Regions from separate parts of the Homo sapiens genome. Here region 1 is linked to region 2. Evidence: chromatin contacts called from ENCODE Hi-C or POLR2A ChIA-PET data. All regions are on one chromosome and are shown on one strand. Each heading gives the region's core, a stretch centred on a gene start or an enhancer-like site at or near the end of the contact. The rest is flanking DNA. Distances are from core to core; before and after follow the strand shown. Region 1 overlaps ALK (ALK receptor tyrosine kinase). Region 2 holds the start of CLIP4 (CAP-Gly domain containing linker protein family member 4).

Region 1 (5,596 bases), core at 3,071-5,570, 630 kb before region 2:
GAGATCGAGACCATCCTGGCTAACACGGTGAAACCCCGTCTCTACTAAAAATACAAAAATTAGCCGGGCATGGTGGCGCGTGCCTGTAGTCCCAGCTACACAGGAGGCTGAGGCAGGAGAATGGCGTGAACCCGGGAGGCGGAGCTTGCAGTGAGTCGAGATCGCGCCACTGCACTCCAGCCTGGGCGACAGAGCGAAACTCCGTCTCAAAAAAAAAAAAAAAAAAAGAAAAGAAAATAGCAGAAGTCACAAATGCATTGAATACACGTAAGCTACCAAACATCATAGCCTAGCCTAGCCTACCTTAAACGTGCTCGGAACACTTACACAAGTTTATAGTTGGGCAAACTCATCTAACACAATGCCTATTTTATAATAATAAAAATAAACAAAAAAAGGCAAAATTTAAAATATGGTTTCTACTGAATGCACATAGCTTTTGCACCATCATAAAGTCAGAAGATCATTAAGTTATGCCATCATAAGTTCAGAACGTCTTTGTAGAGTACAGGTAAGGTCTTTGATGACAGACAGACTCAGGTTAGATGATGTTAGCTTTGTGCTATTATCTTAGCTTCCTGAGCCTCTATTTCCTTACCTCTAAAATGGGGATAATACCTCTACCACTCCGGTCTCAAAAATGTTAGCTACAATTATCATCATTGTTGTTTTATAGTCATCCTTAACCAGTATCTCTAGGGTTTATGTATATTTTCATCACCACTAATTAGTACTTATTGGTTGAACAAGAGGACAGAATACTTGAGCTGGGAACTGTCCCTAAAAATCTAGAACATGAAGACGTGGTGGACACTTGCTTTGCTTCTACTGTGCCTGGCAACATGTCACCTCATGAAAGGTGGTCACTGCCTCAGAATTGTCCCTAAGTTTCGGTAAAATGGTGCTTCATACAAGCAGGAACCTGAGAATTGGGATCCTAGGCTGCCTCAGAAACTAGTTACCTGGTGTTATTCATTAACTCAGAGTAGCAGAAGGCAAGAGGAACAGAAAGTGCAGTTATTACTTGGGATTACAAGAAGCTGAGATGCTCACACTCCATAAACACACAACTCAACGCCTTTCCCATCCCCGAGACCATGGGGCAGGCAGAACCCAAATCAAACTAGTCACGGGCCACATAACAACATTTCAGGCAATGAAGGACTGCACATACATCAGCGGTCTCATAAGCTTTATAAGGAAGCTGAAAAATTCCTATCGCGTGCTGAAGTCATAGCCATCGTAATGTCCTAGCACAATTAATTTTTTTAAAATAAATTTAGTGTAGCTTAAGTGTACAGTGTTTCTAAAATGTACAGGAGTGTACAGTAATGTCCTAGGCCACCCTCACTCACCACTCCTTACTGACTCACCCAAAGCAACTTTCAGTCCAGGCAAGCTTCATTCGTGGTAAATGCCCTATACAGGTGTACCATTTATTATCTTTAATGTTTACTGTAACCTTTCTTTCTTCTCTTTTCCCTCCCCTCTCCTCCCCTTCCTTTTGAGATGGAGTCTTGCTCTGTTGCCCAGGCTGGGGTGCAGTGGCTCAGTGTCGGCTTACTGCAACCTCTGCCTCCTGGCTTCAAGCGATTCTCCTGCCTCAGCCGCTGGAGTAGCTGGGACTACTGGCGCAGGCCACCATGCCCTGCTAATTTTTGTATTTTTAGTAGAGATGGGGTTTCACCATGCTGGCCAGGCTGGTCTCGAACTCCTGACCTCATGATCCACCCACCTTGGCCTCCCAAAATGCTGGGATTACAGGCATGAGCCACAAGCCACCACGCCCGGCCTCTGTCATTCTCTTTCTTTCTCTTTCTCTCTTTCCCTCCCTCCCTCCCTTTCTTCCTTCCTTCCTTCCTTCCTGCCTGCCTGCCTTCCTTCCTTCCTTCCTTCCTTCCTTCCTTCCTTCCTTCCTTCCTTCCTTCCTTCCTTCCTTCCTTCCCATTCTGTTCCGTTACACTCCACTCCACTCAAGCAATCAACCTGACCTCAAGCAATCTTCCCACTTCAGCCTCCCAAGTAGCTGGGACTACAGGCATATGCCACCATGCCCAGCTAATTTTTTAATTTATTGTAGAGATGGGGTCTCACTATGTTGCCCAGGCTGTTCTCAAACTCCTGGGCTCAAGGAGTCCTCCCACCTTGGCCTCCAAAGGTTCTTGAATTATAAGCATGAGCCACTCTGCCCAGCTTAGTACCTTTTCTATATTTTAATATGTTTAGGTCACAAATACCATTGTTATACAGTTGTCTACAGTATTCAGTACAGTAACATGCTGTACTGTGGCCTGGTTTGTGGCCTGGGATCGATAGGCTATACCATATAGCCTAGGCATATAGTAGGCTACCATCTAGGTTTGTGTAAATGCACTCTGTGATGTTCACACTGTGATGAAATCATCTAATGATGCATTTCTTAGAACAAATCCCCATCGTTAAGCAATGCATTACTATACTTCTCGAGTCCCATGCAATCATGCCCTCGGCGGATGTGCTGTCTGTCTGGGGCAGCTGTTCTCTGCCTGCTGCCTCTTTCCTGAAATGCATCTCTAGGCTGTTCCTTCCTGGCAGGGAGCCCTCATTAGCCTTCCTGGCTAATGCTGCTCTTGAGATAATGACATGAACCTGCTTTCAAGGGTCTGGAGTGTTTTAGGGGAGGAGCACTGCACTTCTGATTACCATAGGTCCAGGTAGAATGTGTTCCTATTCCGTGGAACAGGAAGACTCAACTCATTTCTTCTCTCCCTGTCTTGATAAATTTGGGGAAGATCTCAATGAACAAGTGTCTCTCTAGTTTCCATATATTATAGATAAGCTGTTCGGCTAAACTGAAGTTGCCTTATGTGGGCTAATAAATGGCTGGGCTCAGGGGGTTGGAGATGCTGTGGGCTGTGGGGGAGCCATGACCTCCTTTGCTTTGGGGACTGAGAACGATGGGCCCACCGCCCTATGGAGCAGCTTCCCTCCTGCTCAGCAACTGTTAGGCCTTTCCTTGGGTTTGGGCCTGAGGTCTTCCCTGTCTGAGACCCCTGGGTCTAGTTGGTCAGCAGTCCCACATGTCTCTCTGGGGTCCTAAGAATATTTATTTAAAACTATTATCTATTCAGGATTAAGGGGCCTTTCCTTTGGAGTATTTGTTCTCTGAGTGGGTGCTTAGCAACTGAAGTGCTGTTTGTAAAAGACATAGGTTGGTGTCCCCAAGCATTTCATAATGAGTGTGGGTTGAAAAGCTCCTCTGGTGATTTTTAAAAGGTTACCTTTCATCTATATCACAGGTTCTCAGAGCATGACCTCCAAACCACCAATGTTAGCATTTCCTGGAAAACTGGTTAGCAATGTGAATTCTTGGGCTCCACCCCAGACCTACTGAATCAGAAACCCTGGGGACTGAGGGCAGCTCTTTGAGCTTTAATAAGCCCTCCAGGTGACTTTGATGTGCCTTGGAGTTTGACAGTCACTGTCCTAAGTGGTCAGGAGGCGTGGATGTCAGGTATTTCTCTTCTGTAACAGGCCAGAGGACACACCTTCAGTATGATCATTCAAGAGATATGTTAGTATCTCTTACTTTGGGAGGCCAAGGCAGGTGGATCACTTGAGGTCAGGGGTTCAAGACCAGCTGGCCAACATGGCAAAACCCCATCTCTACTAAAAATACAAAAATTAGCCAGGAGTAATGGCTCGCGACTGTAATCCCAACTACTTGGGAGGCTGAGGCACGAGAATCGCTTGAACCCAGGAGGCAGAGGTTGCAGTGAGCCTTGATCGTGCCACTGCATTCCAGCCTGGGTGACAGAGTGAGACTGTGATTCAAAAAAAAAAAGTGATATGTTAGTATCTCTTAAAGTACCATCGACTAAGCGCCTTCTTCTGAATCACTGAGGGATACCTATTAAATATGTATACACTATGGTCCCATTTCAGTTTTTCTGAATCAAAACCTTTGAGGTTGGTGACCTGGGATTGTGTCTGTTCAACATGCTTCCCACGGGCTTCTTTCACCCAGTGAATTTTAGAAATAACCTTCCTATTCAATGTATAGTGTTTGACCAGCGGCATGTTCATCACCTGGGAGCTTGTTAGAGATGCAGAATTTTAGGCTCCACCCCAGACACTTAATCAGAACCTGCATTTCCAATATGATCACCAGGTGATTCATACACACATTAACATTTGAGAAGCATTGCCAAGGGCCATATGCTTAGAGCACTTGCTATGTGTGGGCTGCTGATTCATAGTTTAGTCAACACACCCTTGAGTAGAAAGTGTCATTCTAGGGTAGACCAAGGGCTCTTAAAAAAGTACTAGTGTCCCATGGGTCCTGACTCAGACATCCTGGAGCTTGTCCAGGATGTGATTAACAGGGTAACAGATGTCTTTGCAAAGCACTGGAGAGCTGATCCACACCTAACGAGTGTCACATCAAAGGCACCATGTGGATCTCTTGTTGTGGGTCTTGCAACCCCTTTAAGAAGGGAAGTCCACTTGACCGCCCTTCCAAACTGCTTTTTTGTTTTCCCAGAGGAGACAGGTAGGCAATCTCATCAGCTTAGATGATACCTAGCTCAGAGAAGCAGAGATTTAGGATTCACATGACTCATTCTTTCGTTGCTAGTTAGTTTTATGTAGCTTTCCAGAAAGGTCTGCCCACTGTCCTTTATACCTTAGTGTGAGTTGAGGTTAATTTATCTTTCCTTTGGACCTTGCCACTTTAGAAGGGAAAGCTTGACAATGTGTGCCATGACAGGCTCTAGACTTCCATCAAAGGAACTTTAGGCATCAAAAGCAGATGAAAAGGTATTGGATTTGGTGGTGGGGGAGGGGCTTTCTAGGAACCCACAAGAAATTACTGACTTGTTTCTCTTTTATATTTCTGGGAGGAAAATGATTGGGCCAAATGGTCTCTGGGGCTCTTTCCATTACTGGAAATTCTTTGGAGTATTTATTGAGCATTCACTCTGTGCTAGGTCCTGTGCTGGACATTGAGGGGATAAAAATGTAAACTGATGCTTCTACCTGTCTCCCAGGATGGGGTGGGAAGGGAGACAGAGACATCAGCCCCTCTCTGAGGTCCAAGAGATGCTCTCCTCCTGTCACTCCAAAACCGATGTATCCTGATGGTAACTCAATAGTAAAGGAAACTTCCATTTTTATTGGTGTGAGTAAACTCATTCATTCATTCATTAAACAATTATTTTTTAATGTCTCCTACCTGTAGACAATTGTTTCTGAAATTTGTTTTTAGATTTGAATATGAAAATGATCTTTCTTAAGAGCACCTGTTTCAAAGATAAGTTTGTAAACTTTCAGACTAGTTGGAACATATTGTTGTGAATAAAGCCCTGATTAGAGGAGAAGAAATGGGCTGTTTTCCCTCTAGTTTTCCATAGGACAGTTTGAGAGAGGTCAAGCTGGAGTTTTAATTGAGGAGGGCTTTTCCATCAGTCAGCACTGGCCACTCATGAAATAGAGTGACCTCCCCCACTCAACAAACACACACACTTGGAACTAGTGAAGGAAAGGTCAGATGTCATTGCCAAGGGCTTTGAGAAGGGACCTGGACTTGGTGGCTTCCTACAGTACTTTCCAACCTTGA
Region 2 (5,677 bases), core at 3,119-5,618:
AGTCTTGAATGATGAATAGGTATCAATATAAAAGGGGATCCCATTAAAAGAACAGTAGGCTGGAACTTGGGATATGACTAGGAAAACAGTCAGAGGTGAGGCTGTAAGGGCTTTTTAGGGCTGTACTGAGGAGCAAATACCTCATCAAAGACCAAACCACTTACTTTCATGAGCACTGGGAAACTACTGATTTTTTTAAAGAGAGTAACATGATTAAAGCTGTTTTAGGAAAATTAATCTGACTATAATCACGGTTTGGGACTCAGACATGTTTTTATACTCTTAATTCTTCAGCAAAAAGATTCAGTGGATATCTGTCTGAGTCGGTTAAGAGGAGTCACCACATGACTTCCCTTTCAAAGGGTGGAGTCTCCCATTCAAAAAAAAAAATTTTAAGTGATCCCCAGAGCACCTTTCATTTCCTTGTAAACTGTTGAGATCCTCAAAGATACGAACTCTATCGTACACAACTAGCAGTCACCACAGGAGCTAGAATAGTGTGTTACACATATTTAACTAATATTCAAAGCTTAGATTCAAAGTGGAAAGAGGATTCATGCAATCAGATGTAACCAGCTTCATTCTTTTACATATTAGATACTTCAAGTCCAGAAGAAGCTACAATATTACCTGACCAATGCAGTGAACATTCTTTGTATTTTGTCTTTGTTGCGTTTTTCTCTAGTTACATTTCCTTATTTTCGTGAAAAACTTAACATTCTACCTTTTGTCCTCCCAAAGGAAACTATGTACCCCTATAAACTTCCTTATAGTCTCAGATTCATTTCCTAAAAGCAATTCCTGGATCTGAAGACCTACAACACCTGGACTCTTGGTCAAATGTCTAAGTATACTGATCTGAACTGAGTACACACTTTCATTCCAAATCCAACTATGGTTAACTGGTGATAACTGATTATAAAGTAAGCCTCAGGTTAAAAATATATATATATATATTGGCCCTGCCAGGCATGGTGGCTCACACCTGTAATCCCAGCACTTTCGGAGGCCATGGCAGGTGGATCACCCAAGGTCAGGCATTCGAGACCAGCCTGACCAACATGGCAAAACCCCATCTCTACTAAAAATACAAAAAATTCGCTGGGCATGGTGGAGGGCACCTGTAATCCCAGCTACTCAGGAGGCTGAGGCAGAAGAATCGCTTGAACCTGGGAGGCAGAGATTGCGGTAAGCCGAGATCCCGCCACTGCAGTCCAGCCTGGGCAAGAAGAGCGAAACTCCATCTCAAAAAAAAAAAAAAAAAATTGGCACTAATCAACTGTCTACAGAACAGGTGCCTCTGATACTAACAATAGCTAGAATCAAATTCCCCAAACTCTGATTTCTATAGGAATTTCACCCTACTCATCACTCCAAGTTAGCTGTTAGCAAAAGCATCTTACATAACGTGGCTCAAATACCTTGTGATTTTTTTTCCAAGACTCCTTGGTCCATGCTTTAACACAGAGCAGTAATAAATGGGGATGTCCACTAGCATCTTCAGGCTGGTTCAGGACTGTCTGGACCCCATAAAAGGGCCTTACTGAAGCCAGGAGACTTCAGATTTGAGATATGGTTCAAGAGTGTCCTTGAGTTATTCAACTAATAGGAGACCAAAGCTGTGTCTACATTAGCTGGAATCATGAGGCCCTTTCATTCAATTTCCTGTAATACTTTGTTATGAGTCATCATTCTCCTGAGATTCCAATCTCACCACGTAAGTATTTAAAGCATAACTCCAATGATCCTTTTATTTGCTACCTACATAACATCTGTACAATCTACTAAACAGGTATTTACAGTACTGAACACTTAGTTGGCCTTAGAGAGAATTAAAAATTGAAATACCTGCCCTGAAAAAGCTATTTATGCATTTAACAAATATTTATTCAGTTTTTCTTACTAAGTTCTAAGCTATGCAAAGGTAAAGAAACCAGATCTGTCCTTGCCCTCATATAAATTACAGCCTAGTGTTGATTCCTACCAGAAAGTTGAAAGTAGTAAGTGCTATGACCAAGGACAGCTGAGTCCTATGAAAGCACAGATTCAAGAGGGTCAACGAAGGCTTCCTGGAGACTAATAAGTTAAAGCTGTGGCATCTGACCAGCTAACTACTAGCCACATGTGACTATTTAAATTAATTTAAAAATTGGCCAGGTGCAGTGGCTCATGCCTGTAATCCCAACACTTCGGGAGGCCGAGATGGGCAGATCACTTCAGGTCAGGAGTTCGAGACCACCCTGGCCAATATGGTGAAACCCCACAGCAAAAATTAACAGGGTGTGGTAGCAGGCGCCTGTAATCCCAGCTGCTCGAGAGGCTCAGGCAGAACAATCGCTTGAACCTGGGAGGCAGAGATTGCAGTGAGGAGAGATCAGGCCACTGCACTGCAGCCTGGGTGACAGAGCAGAGCGAGACTCCGTCTCAAAAAAAAAAAACAAAAACAAAAAAAAGAGAGAGAGAAAAGGAAAAGAAAAAAAATATTAAAATTTCAGTGCTTCCACTGCTCTAGCCCCATTCAAGTGGTCAAAAGCTATATGTGGCTAGTGCTACCATATTGGGTAATGCAAAAAGAACATGTTTCTGGTCTCCGAAAGCTCTTCTAAACAGCACTGAAGGAAAACAGTGCAGCTCACTCTCCAGATGAGAAAACAATATACAAATGCCTGAAACAAGACACAAATAAAGGTTAACACACTAAAGCAAGCCTATAGCTCCATAGTTCATTATAAATAATTAACAAGGGAGCAGTAAGCCTAAAAGTAACCAGAGTTTGAGGTTTGAACAGGGAGAAAGAGTGAAGTTGATTTTATATAATCTAAAGATCACTAGTTTCAAACACGTGTCAAAATTGGAGTTGTCATAAGCTATGAGAGACAACATAGGTCACTTTTTTAAAAGCCCTTGCTGGTGGGACTGTATGTGGTAAACACAAAATGTCTGAAATGAATCCTACAAATAGAATACCATGGGCTAAATCTTCTACAAAACAGAAGTAAACACATTCCATGCATGGCTAGACTCAATCTTACAGTCCAGATAGACCGTATCAAATGAAAGCATTTAAAAAATGCATCATATTTACGAAAGCAAAATAAGCTGGAACCAGGATGGTTCTCCAACATAAAAACGCAGACCAACTAGACTCCAGCAGGTTCAAGTCTCTGCTTTCCTCCCCAGTTGCTCAATGCCCCGCACCACGTGATCCTGTGCTGTTTAGACGACTCACTTTAAATTGTGCACAAGATTCACAAACAACAAACGTCAAAGTGAAAGTGAAGTACAATTTAAGTGCTGGCGGATGTTCCTGAGGAAGGTGTTTACTGAAACCTTTCAAAGGCGCCCGTTTTATACGATGATGGTGCTACAATATGAACGCAGTCTAGTATCTCAGAACATACAGCAAGTTATTGTCCCATAGGAACATCATCCTCTGATACGTATCAAAACACTGTCTCAGCACAGAGCTGAAAACCAGAGTCTGGATGACGTGAACAGCCTGACATCTAATTCAAAGCTCTACCATCATAAGCAGTGAATGGGATCCTTAAGGATGCGGGCTCAGCTCCAGCGCTCCTTTCAACTTCCCCTCCCAGGTGCGGATGGTTCAGAATTAAGGGATCTCAGGTAGCCAAGGACTGCAAGGACAGCCATTTGGTTTAGCTTTGAAGACCCACTGGCCAAAGGTTTCTCGACAATTTAATGCGCAAGGGGAGTCAAGTGAGAAATGGGAAGAGGCCGCGTTGGAAAGCCACTGCGCGTGCGGGGACTCTCGGGGCAGCCGCGGCTGGCGGTCGTGGCCCAGAGCCCAGCTCCGCCGCCGGGTCCCGCACACCCCGCGCCCCTCAACCTAAAGTTGGGCCGTCCGTCAGCGGCCGCCACGAGGAGTCCCCATCCCCGCCGGGTGGGCCGCTCCGCCCCGAGAAGGCCTCCCCGCGGCCAGCGACACCGGTGCCCACGGGAGGCGGCCGCGGGGCTTCCACAGCCCCCAGCGCCTCTGCGCGACCCTCCCGGGGCCACTGACCTCCCCGCGGGCCCCCAGGGCCGCCCACCCCGGCCCCAACCCCGCCGCCGGCCAGCCCGCGGCCCGGGGGGGCCCCGCGCGCCCCCGGCCCACCTGCCTCCTCCGGGTCCTCTCGGAGCGGCCGGCTGGGGACGCGGGGGCGCGGAGGAAAGGCCGAGAGGCGCGCTCCCGCCGGCGCTGTCTCCCGTGGCCGCCCACGGAGCCTCCCGCCGCGCCGCTCCACACCTCTCCGGGCCCCTCCCGCTGCCTCCCACGCGGGGTGGGCGCGCGCGCAGTGCAGGCGGCCGGGCGGCGCGCAGGCCTCGGCCACGGCCCCGCGCACGCGCTGGGGACTCGGTGGGGACGGAGGAGGCAGCGCGCGCCTGCGCTGGCTCGCCTGGCTCCCGCGCCCCCGCACTCCCCAGCAGTCAGATGATCGGGCGCACGCGGGGCCGCGACCCCGGCTGACAGCGTCTGCGGGGTGTCGCAGTGTTACCTCCCCCGCCGCGAAGCCAGGCGGCCCCGGCACGCCGTGCGTGCCCACCGCCTTCACAGCCCTCAGCCTCGCGGCCTCACGTCTCTAACCTGCGGCGCCCCCACCAGCTGCTGGGGCCGGGGACCTAGTCTTACCCGTCTTGGGCTCCCCAGAGTCCAGCCGAGCGTGGTCAAGAGTACATCCACCAGTTCCCTGCTGGCAGCGCTTGCTGTAAAAGGCCTAATCCGTGCTACACCCACGTTGAGCAATTAGTTCATATCTCCTGCGGCTTTGCTGCCTCTTCACCCACGTTTTCTCCTGACCCCTTCTCCGTCTCCCAAGGACCAGACAGGGTGAAACTGTGCACCTAAAGTCGTGAACTCTGACAGCCTGACTCTCTGTCATCTGGTAACAAGAAAGCGTTACTGGACACATAGTGAGTCCCCTTAATGAGGAGACCTAGTAAGACCATGACCGAAGTTTGAAACATGGAGACAACAGTGTTACATCTATCAGCTGTCTCTGAGGCCTACAGCGGCTGCTTCATAGAGGCTGTACTTCTGTGTTCAGCGCGCACAGTGCCTGGCAGGAACAGATGTTGAATGAACGTCTGTCAGTGTCTCTGCAAGAGCAGAGGTAAGCGCTCACCGCACCCCGGAGCATCTTTTCCTGTTAGAATCATTGATTTCAGGGACTGGAAAAAGCCCCCTTCCCACTTGCCTGAATCCTCCTTACAGTGTCTTCCCACCAAGCAGTGGTTGAACACCTCCACTAACAAGGAACTCATTACCTTTTAAGGCAGCCATTTAATCTTTGATCAGCCTTTTGGAAATTTTCTACCTTAGGAGCTAAAATCCAGCTCCCTGCATCTCTCCCTCACTGGATTTTGTTTCTGCCCTGGGGACTCTTAAGTCTGACTCCAATTCATCCAAGACACACATTACCTGTCCCTTAGGCTACTCCTGATATGACCTGGTCACAATCCCACTCACCAGCATGTTGAGGGATTCTCTTGGATGCATTCCAGCTTGTCCAGAGCTCTCTTAAATGTGATTATCAGGAATGAGTGGGTGGCCTGCCAAGTGCGGAGAGGAAAGAGACTGCCACCTCTTCTTAGGTCCTATGCTTAACAACATTCACCATATCAAAATAGTTGCTAGGAGCAGTCACATCACATTGTTGAATCGGGTGGAGCACAC

Evidence for each region. Hi-C counts contacts between places; a loop is a spot of excess contacts on that map. ChIA-PET counts read pairs that join two places held with the same protein, here RNA polymerase II (POLR2A). Pooled maps may share reads with other maps.
Region 1: a loop to region 2 is called in a pooled map, with 3 times the contacts of the local background. The contact joins the enhancer-like site here to the promoter of CLIP4 in region 2. A Hi-C loop is called at or near these places in 2 of 37 single-sample maps with no recorded cell type and 2 of 50 pooled maps. POLR2A ChIA-PET finds 5 or more read pairs at or near these places in 1 of 52 experiments (Panc1).

Annotation. Positions count from the first base shown.
Region 1 is chr2:29,746,980-29,752,575 of GRCh38, reverse strand. All of the region lies in intron 1 of ALK (ALK receptor tyrosine kinase), which reads left to right. Among named protein-coding and RNA genes, the nearest start is that of ALK, 170 kb to the left of the region's middle. Within about 2 kb of position 4,320, at least 3 of the 41 ENCODE cell types and tissues checked have a DNase peak (open chromatin) inside an H3K27ac peak, as active enhancers do.
Region 2 is chr2:29,114,106-29,119,782 of GRCh38, reverse strand. It overlaps CLIP4 (CAP-Gly domain containing linker protein family member 4), which reads right to left and starts at 4,368. Exons shown (of 16, transcript NM_024692.6): 1 at 4,118-4,368. It overlaps LOC105374386 (a long non-coding RNA gene), which reads left to right and starts at 5,039. Exons shown (of 3, transcript XR_007086265.1): 1 at 5,039-5,114. RefSeq lists silencers at 3,718-3,957, 4,148-4,507.